Linked DNA regions of Homo sapiens: region 2 is linked to region 1. A link is a loop called in an ENCODE intact Hi-C map of the cell type or tissue named here. Cell type or tissue: chondrocyte. All regions are shown on one strand.

What was found. Hi-C counts contacts between places; a loop is a spot of excess contacts. Peaks named below come from ENCODE experiments on the same cell type or tissue, not always from the same donor. Only the 100,000 strongest peaks of a DNase experiment are listed, where the experiment ranks them.
Region 2: a loop joins it to region 1, with 3 times the contacts of the local background. A loop is called at or near these places in 30 of 110 quality-filtered maps.

Annotation. Positions count from the first base shown.
Region 1 is chr21:25,390,474-25,398,473 of GRCh38, forward strand. All of the region lies in intron 4 of LINC00158 (long intergenic non-protein coding RNA 158), which reads right to left. Among named protein-coding and RNA genes, the nearest start is that of LINC00158, 37 kb to the right of the region's middle. In chondrocyte, no CTCF peak of the experiment used is centred here; no DNase peak of the experiment used is centred here.
Region 2 is chr21:24,892,632-24,900,631 of GRCh38, forward strand. All of the region lies in intron 2 of LINC01692 (long intergenic non-protein coding RNA 1692), which reads left to right. Among named protein-coding and RNA genes, the nearest start is that of LINC01692, 56 kb to the left of the region's middle. In chondrocyte, a CTCF peak has its summit at 3,672 (motif pointing right); no DNase peak of the experiment used is centred here.

The sequences.
Region 1 (8,000 bases):
TTATGGCAACCCATTTTCCTGGATTCTATAAACAGAGACACAGGCTTTAAATTACCAAAATCACACTGTTCAAAAACACCTCATTTTTCAAGGCAAGAAAATAAAATAAAAAGTTCTTTCTCAAAGTCAAAACAATTCTTTTCTGCTCAGCTTTCTAGATGCCTAAGGGCTTTTTGGTTGTTATTATTCCCTGACTTTCTAGCTATCCACCTGACCTTCAGCTTCTCTGTCAATCCAATTGGTTCATTATTTCCTTGCCAAAATCATCTTCTTAAAATTTAAATTTGATCATTTTACTTTCTGGGAAAAAAACCTCCATATGCTCTCCAATAGCAATAGAACAAAGGCCAAATTACTTTGCATAATCCTAATCACTATCCATTTCTTTCCTAATGCCCCTTCTTCACCACATTCCTGTGATGTCATCTACTTCCCCTTCTCTGGCCTTATCCCACAGCTCCTTTCCAGTCTCCTCCTCTTCATTCTAGACCTATGAATGTAGACATGCTCCACAAGTACATTTTCAACCTTCTGCTTTTCTCTCTGGATATCCTCTTCCCAGAGAGCTCAAATGTTCCCAAGTTGTCCCTGATAATACCTCCAAACACCACCTTGAGCAGTGCTACCCAACAGAAATACGTCAGCTGCAAACAAAAACTACACATTTTTAAATTTTCCAGTAGCCACATTTAAAAAGTAAGGAGAAGCTGATGAACTTATTTTAATCATATATTTTATTTAACTGAATATATTCAAAATATTATGATTTCAACATGTAGCTAATATTCTTAAATTGACATATTTTACATTTTTTAACTGTCTTGGAAATGGATGTACATTACACTTACAGTATATCCCAGTTAGGATTAGCCACATTTTGTTAGCCACAGTCTTCAATGGCCACATGTGCCCAATGGCTACCATATTCAACAGTGCAGATCTAATGCTCTAAACACTTTCTCAAAGTATGCCTTTGGTAACCCACTCAACATCTACCCAAGAATGCCCTCCCAGCACTTCAACCTCCAGGTCTAAAACAAAATACATTTCCCTCCTACATTTCCTAGTGCCTCACAAAAGCACCAGCTCCCCTTCCTGACTTCCTTGTAGCTACCAGTAGGCCCAAAAATATACCGATATTTGGGTTCTATAACTATTGAAATATTGAGGAAGCAGAAGGAATCTTTCAGGTCATCCTATCCAACCTCTAGGATTTTCCTCTACAGAGTGGTTTCTAACATATGGCTAAAGCTTCTGTGAGCCTCCTGATATTGTAGGCAAAATGTCCATACCTGGATTTTTCTGGCAAAAATGTATCTTTAGCTTTAAACAAGAGTTTAAACACCATGACCCAGGCTCAGCTCTGCCTCTTCTCTCTTCTGTAACGGCCACACCCAATTTATTACCAAATCCTGATCACTCAACTTTCCTGATCTCTCTAATGCAAACCTACTTCTCCCTTCCCACTGCCACTGACTTAGAATTATGTGCATATTTCTTGGAGTGCTTTAGCTACGAGAGCAAGAGACTCTGCCAGGGATCAACAGGGCCAGTCTGCTATTAGCAAAAGAGCAGCTATAGCATAATCACACATGAATACCCATAATAGATTCAGCTAGGCCGAAAAGATTAGAAAACAGAATCAAAACCAGGGCAGCAGGAAGATGAACTCTGACTAGTGCTGCAAGCCAGACTGTACCAAGGGATGTCTCAGCCATTGAAGAGGTCATGTCTGACACACCACTGGGGTCCTTGGTTTGTAGATCTCAGTGCTCTGAGGAGAGGATGGCTGAGTTGTTTTGTTTTGTTGTTTTCAGGAACCCTCAGTATTTCCCTGTTCAGGTACCTGGGGCAAACTTGGCCTTCCTCTCCTGTGCTTGCACCCATGCCAAACAGATTGGTTCTCATTTGCACAAGATATTTTCTGGTATCCTCAGGTTACCAGAATTGGGGAGGCATTTTAGGGGAACATTCTCTGTGTCTGAGTAGAGATTGCTTCCCTCCAGAGTCTGGTGATTCCTCCAAGTCTCTACCTTTTCCAGATTTGATAACAGATTTCTGGAAGTTGGACTTTGGACTACAGCCTCAACAAATGATATTATCTCATTTATTTATTTATTTATTTATTTATTTATTTTTTGAGACGGAGTTTTGGTCTGTCACCCAGGCTGGAGTGCAACGGCGTGATCTCGGCTCACTGCAGCCTCCACCTTCCAAGTTCAAGCTATTCTGCTTCAGCCTCCCAAGTAGCTGGGACTACAGGTGCATGCCACCACTCCCGGCTAGTTTTTGTATTTTTAGTAGAGACGGGGTTTCACCATGTTGGCCAGGCTAGTCTAGAACTCCTGACCTCAAATGATCCACCCACCTTGGCCTCCCAAAGGGCTGGGATTACAGGTGTGAGCCACTGTGCACAGCCTGGAATGCACTTATTTTAAAACAAATTTATTCAAAAGAAATACACTTATTTGAATCTGGGCTAAATATGATAGATGAAATGGTAATTTAGAATGTCCAAGCTCTTCTCAATAATGTAAGAAATCTCTCTTATAGCACACATTAATATTATGACTTAAAGGTCCTTTTCAAAAAACTAAACAACAAAATAAAAAAGGAAGAAATTGAGGGGAAAAGGAAGGGAAGGAGAGGAAAAAGGCAGAAGAGAAGATGGGAGGGAGAGAAGGTAGGAGGACAGAAGGGAAATAAGAAGCAAGAAGAGAAAGGAAGGAGAGAGGGATAAAATGAGGTTAAAAAAAGGAGAGAAGAAAAGTAAGAAAGAAGAAAGGGAGGAAGGAGAGAAGGAAGGAAAGAAAGAGGTAGAGAGAAAAAGGAGGGAAAAACACATCTCAAATCACGTTAATATAGTAGATGCAATGCTTTATTAATCGTGTAGAAAATTAGATCAATTAATCATTACTTTTCCAAGTGTAATTAAAATATTAAATTATTTTGCTTGCATTAATCATGGTTAGTGAAAAGCTACTAACACCACTTTTTCTGTAAATTTTTGTTAATAAATCTAGGGAAAATGCAGTTATTTGGAAAAATTAAACAAAAGCTTTTAAGCTGAAGGATTATAATTTGAAATTCTTTGCACCTGTGATTCTTCCAAAACAGCTGGAAGATGGGATCTTTGTTGCCCTCATCTTATTCTGTGTGTGCTGTATGATGCAATGATGAGGTTCTCTAGATTCTGAAGTCAAATCTGGACTCCAGAGGGGAATCTGGAATTTTCAACGTTTGCTAATAGATAACATAAATACAACTCACTCATTCAGTCTTATTGCTTAGCAACAGCAGAAAATGCATCTGGTATGTGCCTTGCCCTTAGTAGTTCAATACTCATATGTGAAAAATTATTATTTTTTGTGTTTTGGAATATTGCTAATGAACTACAGATAAGGCAGAGAGTGTAATGAAAACAAAAATAAAATGGAAATATATAAATAAAAAAACACAAATTACCATTTCTTTCTGTAAATCTTTGTACATTTGGGGGAAATCTATATTTGCAGGAATTTGGAGGAAAAATCAACATGAAACAAAGGTTTTTCAGGTGTTCATTAGAGTGTGACAGGTAGGGCTCTCTGGAAGAAACAGGGAGGTGGGGTTTGAGGTCACAGCCTATGAAGGGAAGGGAGGGGAAGCAGGATTATGCAGAAGCCACTCTGGGATGCAGGTTCCTCCAAGATGATCCATGTGCTTTGTTTCCTCAGAAAATAATACACTGGAAACACTTTGGGGCCTTTTGTTTTTTTTTTTGAGACCGAGTCTTGCTCTGTTACCCAGGCTAGAGTGCAATGGCGCAATCTTGGCTCACTGCAACCTCCACCTCCTGGGTTCAAGCAGTTCTCCTGCCTCAGCCTCCCAAGTAGCAGTGATTACAGCTCACGCCACCATGCCTGGCTAATTTTTTTTTTATTATTATTTGTTGGCTAGGCTGGTCTCGAACTCCTGATCTCAGGTGATCCACCTGCCTCGGCCTCCCAAAGTAGGGGACATTGTTTTTAAAAAGTTAAAGGATACAAAATTAAAAAGCTAGATAGGAGGAATAGGTTCTAGTGCTCTACACTACTGTAGGATGATTATATTGAATAATAATTAACAGTAGAGTTTCAAATAACTAAAAGAAGGATATTGAATGTTCCCAATATGAAGCAATGATAAATGCTTGATGACAGATATGCTAATTACCCTGATCTAAGCACCATATATTATATGTATCAAAATATCAATATGTACCCCACAAACATGTACAGTTATTGTGTGTCGATGTTAAAAAGAAAAAAGAAAAATAGTTTGGATGGATCCTCAAAATGTTCTATCTCATTCAGCTTCCATAAGTGACATTTATTAAAAGTTTTTGATTAAAAAGGAAACTTTTTATGAATTATGATTGTGACAAAGATTCTGTGCTTGACCAAACTTTGGTCCAGCTTGTGAATGTTCTCCGAGGCCTATCTGTGCACTTTCTTATAAAACACGGTTTTAGAAGAACCCTGCTAACTTTAGCAAGAACCCTCCATCCTTGATATCTGATCAGGTTCCTAACCCTCCACCATCCCCCAGATGATATCTGATCATCCTGGTCTATCCTCAGCAAGAATCTAATTAGTTCAGTTTGGCCAGAATCCTGCTTACTCCTGGTGTTATTTCTTAGCAATTTTTCATGCATGACTCCCGCCTTGCACCTTGGCTATAAATTCCCTCTTGCCAATACTGTATTTGGAATTAAGCCCAATCTTTCTCCCCACGGAAAAATCCCGCTGCAATGGTCCCCATATTATAATGGTCCTGGATAAACTGCCTGTTTATTTGAAGTATGGTAGTACTTTAAAGTGTCATTGAGTTTTTTTTCTTTAACCATTATTAGGGAAATACACCAAAATGTTAACATTGGTTGTATTTTTTCTGCTTCTATGTACTTGTCTTCATTTACCTGTTATCAAGAGTAAGCATGTATAACTCTTAAGGAAGTTATAATTATACAATAAAAACCCAACACCAAAAGGGGTGAGACAAGTGTTTATGGGGCAAAGAGTGTGAAATGAGAAAGTTTGGATCTAAAAAATTAAAAATTAACAATGGTTTATTTTGATTGACTGGAATTATAAATAATTTTATTTCCAAATTTCTTTCTTTCTTTTTTTTTTAATGGAGTCTTACTCTGTCTCCCAGGCTGGAGTGCAGTGGTGCAATTTTGGCTCACTGCAGCCTCCACCTCCCGGATTCAAGCGATTCTCCTGCCTCAGTCTCCAGAGTAGCTGGGATTACAGGCAACTGCCACCACGCCCAGCTAATTTTTGTATTTTTAGTAGAGACAGAGTTTCACCATGTTGGCCAGGCTGGTCTCAAACTCCTCACCTCAAGTGAACCGCCCTCCTCAGCCTCCCAAAGTGCTGGGGTTACAGGCATAAGCCACCGCGCCCAGCCTACTTTTCCAAATTTCTTATAGAGAGGAGTTATTACCTTTATCATGGGGAAAAAAGCAAGTCCTTCAAACACTTTTGATCTTAAAATATATTTAAAATATAAAATAATGAACCTGGTGGAGACGTTAACCTTGGGTAGCTGACACAGGTACTTCTCCAAGGAGAGAAATAAACAGTTGACATAGCTTTAAGTCTTCCTAAACTCAGGTTGCAATAGGAGCAGTACAGTTTGCTGAGAGGGACAGTGAACAGCAGTATTCGGAATAGAGGAGCGGCCTCCAGTACAATGACTAGTTAGAGGTTCTTTCGGGGATTCTCAGGGTTTCTGAAAGTGGAAATGCCTCTTCATCTGGAGCACTTTTGAAAGGGACCTCGATCTATCTTTCCTCCATGCAGGGGGCTTTCCAAACACATCATATGAAAATTACAGCAAGTGGCATCTGTCCTGTTAACATCCCTCTCCCCATGAGTCATTCAGGTGTTCATCACACCCACAGACCCTCCACTCACACCACCATCTCCCACCATCAAAATTATTCGTACCAGTGTGACTAGAGGCCTGCTGGATTCTCCCCTCATCCACTCAGAGGATGTCTCTTAGAAACCATGCCAAGCAGGGTGCGAACCATCCAACTCCAAGCAAAGCCTGTGCTGCCGCAACTCTGCCTCACGGACTCAAAGACTGTCACTGGTGGTCACAGAATTAGTCAACAGGAACTTGACTGTACTGGGGGAAGTTTTCCAGGCCTCATCTCATCTCTCAGTTCCAAAGAGCTAATCTGAGAAATAAATTAAACCTTTTACAGTATTGCTGCTGTAAAATCAAAAGGAAAATCATAAATGTTGTAGAAATTGCAATCTTGATGCCATTTAAAATGCCATATCTTTTCAGTCAACGCAATGCCTAGGTTATATTTTTCTCCTTTAAATCAAGTAGGCCACTTAAAGAGATAATCTGAATATGAATACATTCTACATTATAACACAGAAGAGATAGAGATTAAATGGATTTTTAAAATTTTAGAAACTTGGAATGAATTGATTCCATAATATATATATATCTCCTTCAGAGAATTATTTTACTTTAAAATCTCCAGTGAAAGATATTTGAAAGCCATCTTTGTTTTTATGTATATTTGAAATTTCTGATTGATTTTGCAATGTAATCTTTTAATAGTCTTAGAATATATTCCATTTTTTAAAAATCATTTCTTTTGTTTCTGAATTTAAGATGTATAATCATCTTATAATTGTATAAAATATTCTAAAAAGCATTGCAATCTAATATCTGATTTTACGGAATTAATTTTTTATTCTATACAAACAGAGTCTTAACTAATTTCAGGGAGAATGATCTGTTTGTAATTTAACCTTCAAATTAAAATCCAACTAGCTATAAGCTTTTAGATGCCTGCCTCATAGGGAATGAGATATTTATGAGGGAAGTCTAATGGTTAAGTCCTAAAGTCTTCCCTTGGAAGAAGGATAAAAGGTTTCTAATCATTGAATTTTTAAAAAATCATTAATGAAGGTATTAACTGGACTAAGGCATAAGGGGTAAAGAGTGGCCTTTAATGAGATTTGAAGACTTGTTCTAGAATATATGTTTTGCCAGAATAAAACATGTATCTTCTGATGGGATTTGGAAAGGTAGCTACCAAACCAGGGAAAAGAGTCCATTGGAGAGGGGAGAATGGAAACACTTCTACCTGGCGCATGTAGGGTACAGGTGGGTATGGAAGGCGCGATATGCGAATATAGGGTTTATCCCCAGGCGTCAAGGTACATGAGAGGTGGGAAACAGTGCTCAGCACAAGTGAGTGCCATATACTGTTTATTCTTAACAGGTCAAAAGACAACAAGAATGTATTAGGCAGCAAAGGGGTATTACATCACTCTGAGTAACACCATGTGTGTTAGAGCTGACTATTCTAGGTATATTTGTAGCCACCCTTGGTGTAAAAGATTTTTTTTAATTTATTTATTTAGGTATGGTTCATTGCCCATTTAAACTTAAAGCAAATGTAATTTTTGGCAATCTATTTCCCTAGTTTAAATTTGTCGCTGTTGATTTGGTGAGAGCCACTCACAACATAGATGAAAAGGCATATGGCCAGGCACAGAAAGACAGACACTGCATGATCTCACTGAAATGTAGAACTAAAAAAGTCGAACTTATGGAAGCAGAGATTAGAATGATGGTTACCCAGGGTTGAGGGCAGAGGGGAGAATCGGGCAAAGGATACAATATTTCAGTTACATAGAGGGAATACGTTCAAGAGATCTACTGTACAGCATGATGACTAGTTAAAAACAATGTACTGAATACTTGAAAATAGCAAAGAGAGTGGATTTTAAATTTTCTTACCACAAAAAAAGTTTACTATCAGTATGCTAATTAGCTTGATTTAGCCATTCTACAATGCATACATATTTCAAAACATCATATTTTATACCATAAATACATACAAATTTATTTTCAACTAAAAAAACTAAAATAGCATATGGGTTAACACAAATTATCATTTAAGGCGCTATTTAATTGAAGCAGTTATTTCATCTAGGCTT
Region 2 (8,000 bases), 500 kb before region 1:
AGGCACTATGGCAAGTTGTAGATTTGTAAATCCCCTGTTAATAAAGAGATCTCTCTAACTGAATTCTCACACTTGTGCCTTGGTTTGTTATTTCAAAACACTAAAAATTTTTTGCATTACTTAGTAGCAGATATGTTTCAATCAAAAATACATAGGAAAAATAATAAGACAGTCAACTGTTTTATTTTTCAAAGGTAGGGGAGGCATTTTATTTTATTTTTTAAACTTTCCTAACCCTATTTATTACATAAATAGGAGAATTTATGAATTTCTTATGAAAACAAGACTAGAAGAGACTAAAGTGAAGACATCGAGCCTCCTCACTGGCTGACGTTTATTGTTGAGAAAAGTTTAAGCCCCTTCATATCTTCCACATCTCCCATAACTTCTATTTTGGCATAATGCTAAAAGAGTATTCTATATATTTAAATATAATGAAGGCTATAGTATATTCAAAAGTTGGATTACATTGACTAGTCAATTCAAACAACCATTAATGGTTGTCAGTCAATGTAATCCAACTTTTGAATGTGCTATAGCCTTCATTATATTGCATTAAATGCAGCTTAAACTTCCTGAGCAGTTTAAGCACTTTAAGCTACACTGCTAATCTGTTATAATAGACTAATGCAATGTTCCATTGTTTGTGTTCATTCTGAGTCTGCAAATTTAGTCCTTTCAATTCACTCTTTTTTTAATATTATTTTATTATATTTTTATTTATTTTTTATTTTACTTTAAGCTCTGGGGTACAAGTGCAGAACGTGCAGGTTTATTACATAGGTATACATGTGCCATGGTGGTTTGCGGCACCCATCAACCCATCATCTACATTAGGTATTTCTCCTAATGCTATCCCTCCCCAGCCCCCCACCCACTAACAAGCCCTGGTGTTGATGTTCCCCTCCCTGTGTCCATGTGTTCTAATTGTTCAACTCCCACTTTTGAATGAGAACACATGGTGTTTGGTTTTCTGTTCTTGTGTTAGTTCGCTGAGAATGATGGTTTCCAGCTTCATCCATGTCCCTGCAAAGGACATGAACTCATCCTTTTTTATGGCTGCATAGTATTCCATGGTGTATATGTGCCACATTTTCTTTATCCAGTCTATCACTGATGGGCATTTGGGTTGTTATCAAGTCTTTGATATTGTGAACAGTGCCACAGTAAACATATGTGTGCATGTGTCTTTATAATAGAATTATTTATTTTAATTTGAGATGGAGTCTTGCTCTGCTGCCCAGGCTGGAGCACAGTGGCATGATCTCAGCTCACTGCAACTTTTGCTTCCCAGGTTCAAATAATTCTCCTGCCTCAGCCTTCCAAATAGCTAGGATTACAGGTGCCCACCACCAAAGCCAGCTAATTTTTTGTATTTTTAGTAGAGACAGAACTTCACCATGTTGGCCAGGCTGGTCTCGAACTTCCAGCCTCAGGTGATCCACCCACCTCGGCCTCCCAAAGTTATGATTACAGGCATGAGCCACTGTGCCTGGCCTCAATTCACTCTCTTAACCAGAAAAATCAGTCAAATATTAGATTATTCCACAGTTAAATTATAATTAAAATAATCTGAGCAACTTAATCATCAACATTCTTTTATTTCTTAATATATATATTTTAAATTTCCTAACTAAAATGTATTGATTTAGTATTTTTTAAAAAAGTGTTTTTAGTATTCATATTTTGTACAAGTGCATGGCACATACGTAAATTTAAGAAATATTAAACTTATTAAGATAACAAGAATTTCAAGTACTTATTTTTTATGTTTCCAACACCACTTCTTTTTTTATTTTTTATTTTAAGCTGTTTATCATGTTAGGGCTAATGAGCATGCAGTATAATATGCTTACATATTATTTATGTAATTCTAGAATTACCTATTTTGATGACAATGCTAAATTCTTATGCCTCTTTTTTTTAATTACTACTGATAGCACAGTTAGATTTTCTACTCTCAATTTTATAAAAGTGGAAAAATATAATATTCATTTATATTTTAGGTAAAAATTTGAAAATCTATAATTTTAACAATTATTTTCCATAACCTAAATGTGACTGTATGTTTTGAATATGTATAAACAGTGAATATTTATTTTAATAAATACTGTTTTGCAGTCCATGTAAACCATGCAGAAGCAAATTTATTTGGGACTGATTACAGACTTTAATAGCTCATCTCATGAGGACATAAGCAGATCAAATTAAAGTATTAATAATACTCTGACACAATTGATTTGATACTCCAGGCGAAAATATTATCATGGATCACAGTGCAGGAAAACATGGTATTGGTTATTCTAGGTAAATAAAGGGTAGGAAATTTATTATACTTTTTTTATTTTGACCCCATGAGGTAAGATTTGGTCTTAAATGCTACATGATCATAGCATGAACCCAACAGCTTAGAATTTCTAAGCCATCCTAAAATTGCTTTAGTGACGTTTAGTAAACAAATATTTTTGGATGTTTCTTTTTACCAGGCAATATGCTGGGCATGGGGAATATGAAGATGACAGAAGTACACATTATCCCAGTTTATTAGTTTATGTTTACTGTTTGTTTTATATGTTATGAAAGAAAACAAATGAATAGAAAATTCAAATAAACAGAGAAAACAAATAGTGGGTAATGTGCACATGTTTACTTTAGAAAGGTGACTGGAACTGGCTTTTCTGTGGAAGCAATATTGAATGGGAGATTTAAAAATCAAGAAGAATGGCCAGGTGCAGTGGCTCACACCTATAATACCAGCACTTTGGGAGGCTGAGGCAGGTGGATCACATGAGATCAGGAGTTTGAGACCAGCCTAACCAACAAAACGAAACCTCATCTCTACTAAAAATGCAAAAATTAGCTGGGCTTGGTGGTGAGCACCTGTAATCCCAGCTACTCAGGAGGCTGAGGCGGGAGAATTGCTTAAACCCAGGAAGCGGAAGTTTCAGTGAGCGGAGATGGCACCATTGCACTCCAGCCCTGGGGGCAAGAGCAAAACTCCATCTCAAAAAGAAAAAAAATCAAGAAAAAGATAGTTATAGGAACCACAGGGGGAAGAGCAGTCCAGAAAAGTGTGGTAGCCCTTGGTTAATGTGAAGAAATTAAGAGAAGTTCAGTTTAGCTTCAGAGTATATCACATTGGATGATATCGAAGACAGACATGAATTCATATTTTATTTCAAGTAATAAGCAAACGTTGGCCCTTCATAAACATAAAAGATAAATTGTGCAATTTATATTTTTGAAAAGTCATTCAGTTTGCTGTGTTGATATTGCAGAGTTATATAAAAAGTGGGAAGACCCTTTCCGTGGCTGTAACAGTAAGATAACAGAGCTGATGGTGGCTTTCACTAGGGGAGTGGAGATGAAATTTGTGAGGACTCAGGGAGAACAACTGTGATAGTAATAGTGATTGTAATATATAGTGGCCAAGGGTATTTACAACAGGAATTATAATGTTGCGTAATGGAATCTAGGTTAGACAAAAGAAAAAAGGAATGCCAAAAGATACTAAATCATCATGAAAATAGCATGAGAATAATGGCCTAAAACTTACAATGAAATTAAATAATTGAGATATTGAGATTTTTAAGCAAGTATTATGGAAGATAAGAGGTTGCAGTTGGGAAACAAACTTCTAGAAATAAAATTCCAAAGGTAGCCCAAAATCTGAAGATGATACATCCAGCAGGGGGCTGTCTTAGTCCATTTGAGCTGCTGTAACAAAATGCCTTAGACTGGGTCATTTGTAAACAGCAGAAATGTATTGTTCACATTCTGGTGGCTGGAAAGTGTAAGATCAAGTTGCCAGCAGACACAGTGTCTGTTGAGGGCTTGCTCTCTCCTTCACAGTTGGCACCATCTTGCTGCATCCTCACACGGTGGAAGGGACAAACAGGGTTTCTCAAGCATCTTTTACAAGACCACTAATTCCAGTCATGCCCTCATCACCTCCTAAAGCCTCCACCTCTTAACACTGTCACAATGGCTATTACATTTCAACATAAGAATCTGTGGGGCACACCAACATTCAAACCTTAACAGTGTCCATGGCAGTGGATAGATAGGTAACTTGGAGGGGAAGGAAAGATAAATGATAACAAGACAGACTGAGGCAGTAGAGTGTTAGATAGTTAAGCTCTGCAGAGGTGGAATTCAAAGTGATTAATGACAGGCATTCAGGGAAAGGGGAACAAAGTCTTTAGTGAATTAGATGAAGTTAATAGAAGTTAAAAAATAGAGTCTGGACTTTTAAATATAATTGTTGAGCTTTAAAAGCAATCCAGAAGTTGAAGCTATAAACAAAGCTACAATTATTCATTAAAGTACTATAAAACAAAGCAATCTTCTCATCTCAAATGTAGAGATAATTATATTTGATTTGAAATTACATAAATTGAATTTCAACCTTAGCATGATAAAGCCCTTTGAGAGTCTTAGAAAGAAGCTGCTACATATATACAACTTATTACCATTAGAAAAGCAACTTGACCCTGAAATCTGTGCTTGGAATGCATTTTATTTTTCTAATTTATTATTTTAAGAGCAGTTGTAATACAAAATACAATTCCGTTTAAATAGATATATAGTATAGTATGACTTCAGATTTGTTTATTGTGCTTTATTATATAAGTAAAAGAAAAAATAATGTTTTCCTTAACAAAGCAATAAATTTATTGTGCAAAGGCAAAGATTGCTTCAGTTTGAATTTCTTGCCAAACCAGATAATTAGAACATACAAACAAGGGCTGATTTTTTTTCGCAGAATATAAAGACTGATATAAGGAGACATGCATTATTGGAAAGGCAATTATACATCAAGAGTTTGTCCAAAAGAGAAGATGCATCTGGCGTTTCTAATTTGATATATGAGTAATCTGAGATTGAATTTATCACAGAAAAACCTGTAATCATAGGACCTTTAGAAAGATCAAATTATGGGTGATCAGAAAGCATTAGCATCACCTGTGAATCAGGAATGCTTCTGCTCTAAGGAAAAGCCTCTTGATTCAAAACTTTTTCAATTTTTTTACCCCAGTTTTTTCTTACCACAGTTTCCATCAGTCTGGCACAAGAAATCTTTGGCTTAAAAAACAAATAGCAGGATAAGAAAATCTTAAAGTGCAAACTCTAAACACAATGCATAAATAAAGTTCGATATATTTAAAATATTTTTAATTTTCTTTGAGTTCCCTCCTAAATACTGGCTATATTTCTTTGGGTTCCTTCCTAAATGTGAGTATCAGCTAACATTATAAAACAAAACATGTAATTAAAAATTTGGTTTCATTGCTAATTATCCATTCCTAGAATTCTAGGCTGAAAGACAGTGCTTAGTTTTAATATTCGAGTAAGGTATTTCTAAAAAACATTATGCATCTGGAACAGTGGTTTCTAAAGTCCAGGGTTATTTCCACAGACTTACATTCTTAGCAGAGAAGTTTAGTTATTTATTGACATGGTAAATTATTGAGCTCTGAATTTTTGTTTCCTCTTCTCTGTGGAGGTAGATGAAGTTAGATGAAGCAAAAGATGATTTCTACCACTCTGTATTCTTTGGATTCCAGTGATGTAACTTAACTCAAAAACTTATAAAAGCAAATGAAGTCCATTGTACAAATGTGCAATGGAAATATTAAGACTTTGGTTGAAAGTTTGATTAAAATAAAACTGACATCATATAATTCTAACAGTGCTATCGAAGCCATGCATCTGATAGCATTGCTGCTTTAATTCATAATTTATAAGAATGAGGAAGAGCTGGCTAACATGTCTGCATCTGTCAACCTTAATGTGTTATGATTACTAAAAATCTGTAATTAAGTGAAGAACTGCTAGTCTTTTTTTGTGTTTGCGGACAGATCTTAAACAAATAAAATTCTATGGAAGTGATTTGACAGAGCCTAGGAAAGAGGAGGAATGCTATAGCATTAAGAGCTCATCCTCTGAGTTAGATAAACTATGTGTTCGTTCTGTCTTTCCCACTTATAGGGGTGTAATTTTCAGAAATTCAGCTGGTTCCCCTAAGCCTCATATTTGTTTGTAAAATATTATTATTAAATGAATAGAGTTTTGATAATTAAGTACATGTTATATATAAAACACTTAATGACCTTCATGTAGTTGACCTCAGTATATTACATGTACATATACATAATACATGTATGCATATGTGTGTTTATATGTATACTTGTAAATGTTTTCTTATTATTAGATAGATACTCAAAATGGATTTTGCTCAGAGAATTTACATCACAAATATTATTGTACTCTATAGCTTCTTCCATTAAAAAGGCATGTGCAAAATTCAAGTTCATAAAACCATTTCTTAAGTAGCAGGAAAATCACCATCTCCACTATATTCTATTTTAAAATTTTCAGAAAAATCAGTTGACATTAAGATGGTGTATTAGTCTGTTTTTACACAGAGCTGCCTGAAACTGGGTAATTTATAAAGAAAAAAGGTTTAATTAACTCACAGTTTCACATGGATGGGGAGGCCTCAGGAAACTTACAATCATGGCAGAAGGTGAAGCAGGCACATATTACAGGGTGGCAGGTGAGAGAGAGAGAGAGAGAGAGACGGAAAGAGAGAGAGAGAGACAGACAGAGAGACAGACAGACAGAGAGACAGACAGAGAGACAGAAAGAGGAAACCACTGCTGATGAAACCATCAGATCTCATGAGAACTCACTCACTCTCACAAGAACAGCATGGGGGGAAACCACCTCCATGATCCAAACATCCCCCACAGGTCCCTCCCGAGACAGGTGGAGACTACAGTTTAGATGGCAATTCAAGATGAAATTTGGGGTGTGGACACAGCCAAACCATATCAGATGGTAAAAGAGATTTCATTTGCCATGTAAATACATCACAAATGTAATCTTCTACCTTTTTGTGTCTACTTTGCTGCATGTCATTCACTCATTTATCTATCCCTTGGTCACTACAAAATATAGAAGTGCCTACTAAACCACATTGAATTACTCTCAGTGTGATTTTTAAAATATGCTCTAATATTGCTTTAATCAGACTGTCTCAATAACCATAGCAGCTCATTGTACAGCTGTTAGATAAAAAGAGTTTTACTTAATTGCCTTGAAGTTTACTTGATTTTGGAACTGTACATATCTGAGTCACTGATAATGTTCTAGAAATGGTTTCTGCAAATTTGCAGATTAACAGACCGTTTCTATGGATTACTTATGTTTGAGTTCTGTAAATCTAATTTAAATAAGTAGCTGTTTTCCTCGATGAGCAATTTTATAAAGAAGCAACTATTAATGGGGATCTGTTTATGGATTATTTAATGTCACTATGAAGTTTTAAATTTTTTTCTTGGAGAACAGAAACACCAAATCTTAACAACAAACCAAATAAACAAACTTCTCAAACACTTAAATTAGAAAATAAAATTAGATAAGCATAATAAAATTAGAAAAATGTGATATTCTTATTATCTTGAAGATAAATTATTTCTGCTCCATAATTTGTTTTTAGAATAATTTCTGCTCCATAATTTGTTTTTAGAATACTTTCTAAATAATGATTATTTACACATTCTACAGTAAATTATTCTTCTGTCTGCACATTGGTTGTTTCTAACTCTAGTGGGGAAAAGATTTTTACTGACTGATAATCAGCAAAATATAAAGTAACAAGAATACACCACCAAAATTTGAGAATACCAAGTGCTCTTTAAAACACACTGATATATGAACTCTCATAATTTCCCCACATTATTTTTCTGAGATTGTTTCACAGGCAGAATTCTTAAGTTTCTAAGTACTGTGATTTCAGCATTTGGCATCAGAAGAAAACAGCAGGCCTGAGAAGCTTATACTTACAATATTGAAAAAGAAAAGTGAAGAAGAAATTTTAGAAGCAGAATATGGGGAATGTAAAGCCCCTTTTTCACTGCATCATATGCAGACTATCTTAAATTTATTAATAATATATTAACAGATAAAGCCTTTATTATTTTTAGATTTCATGT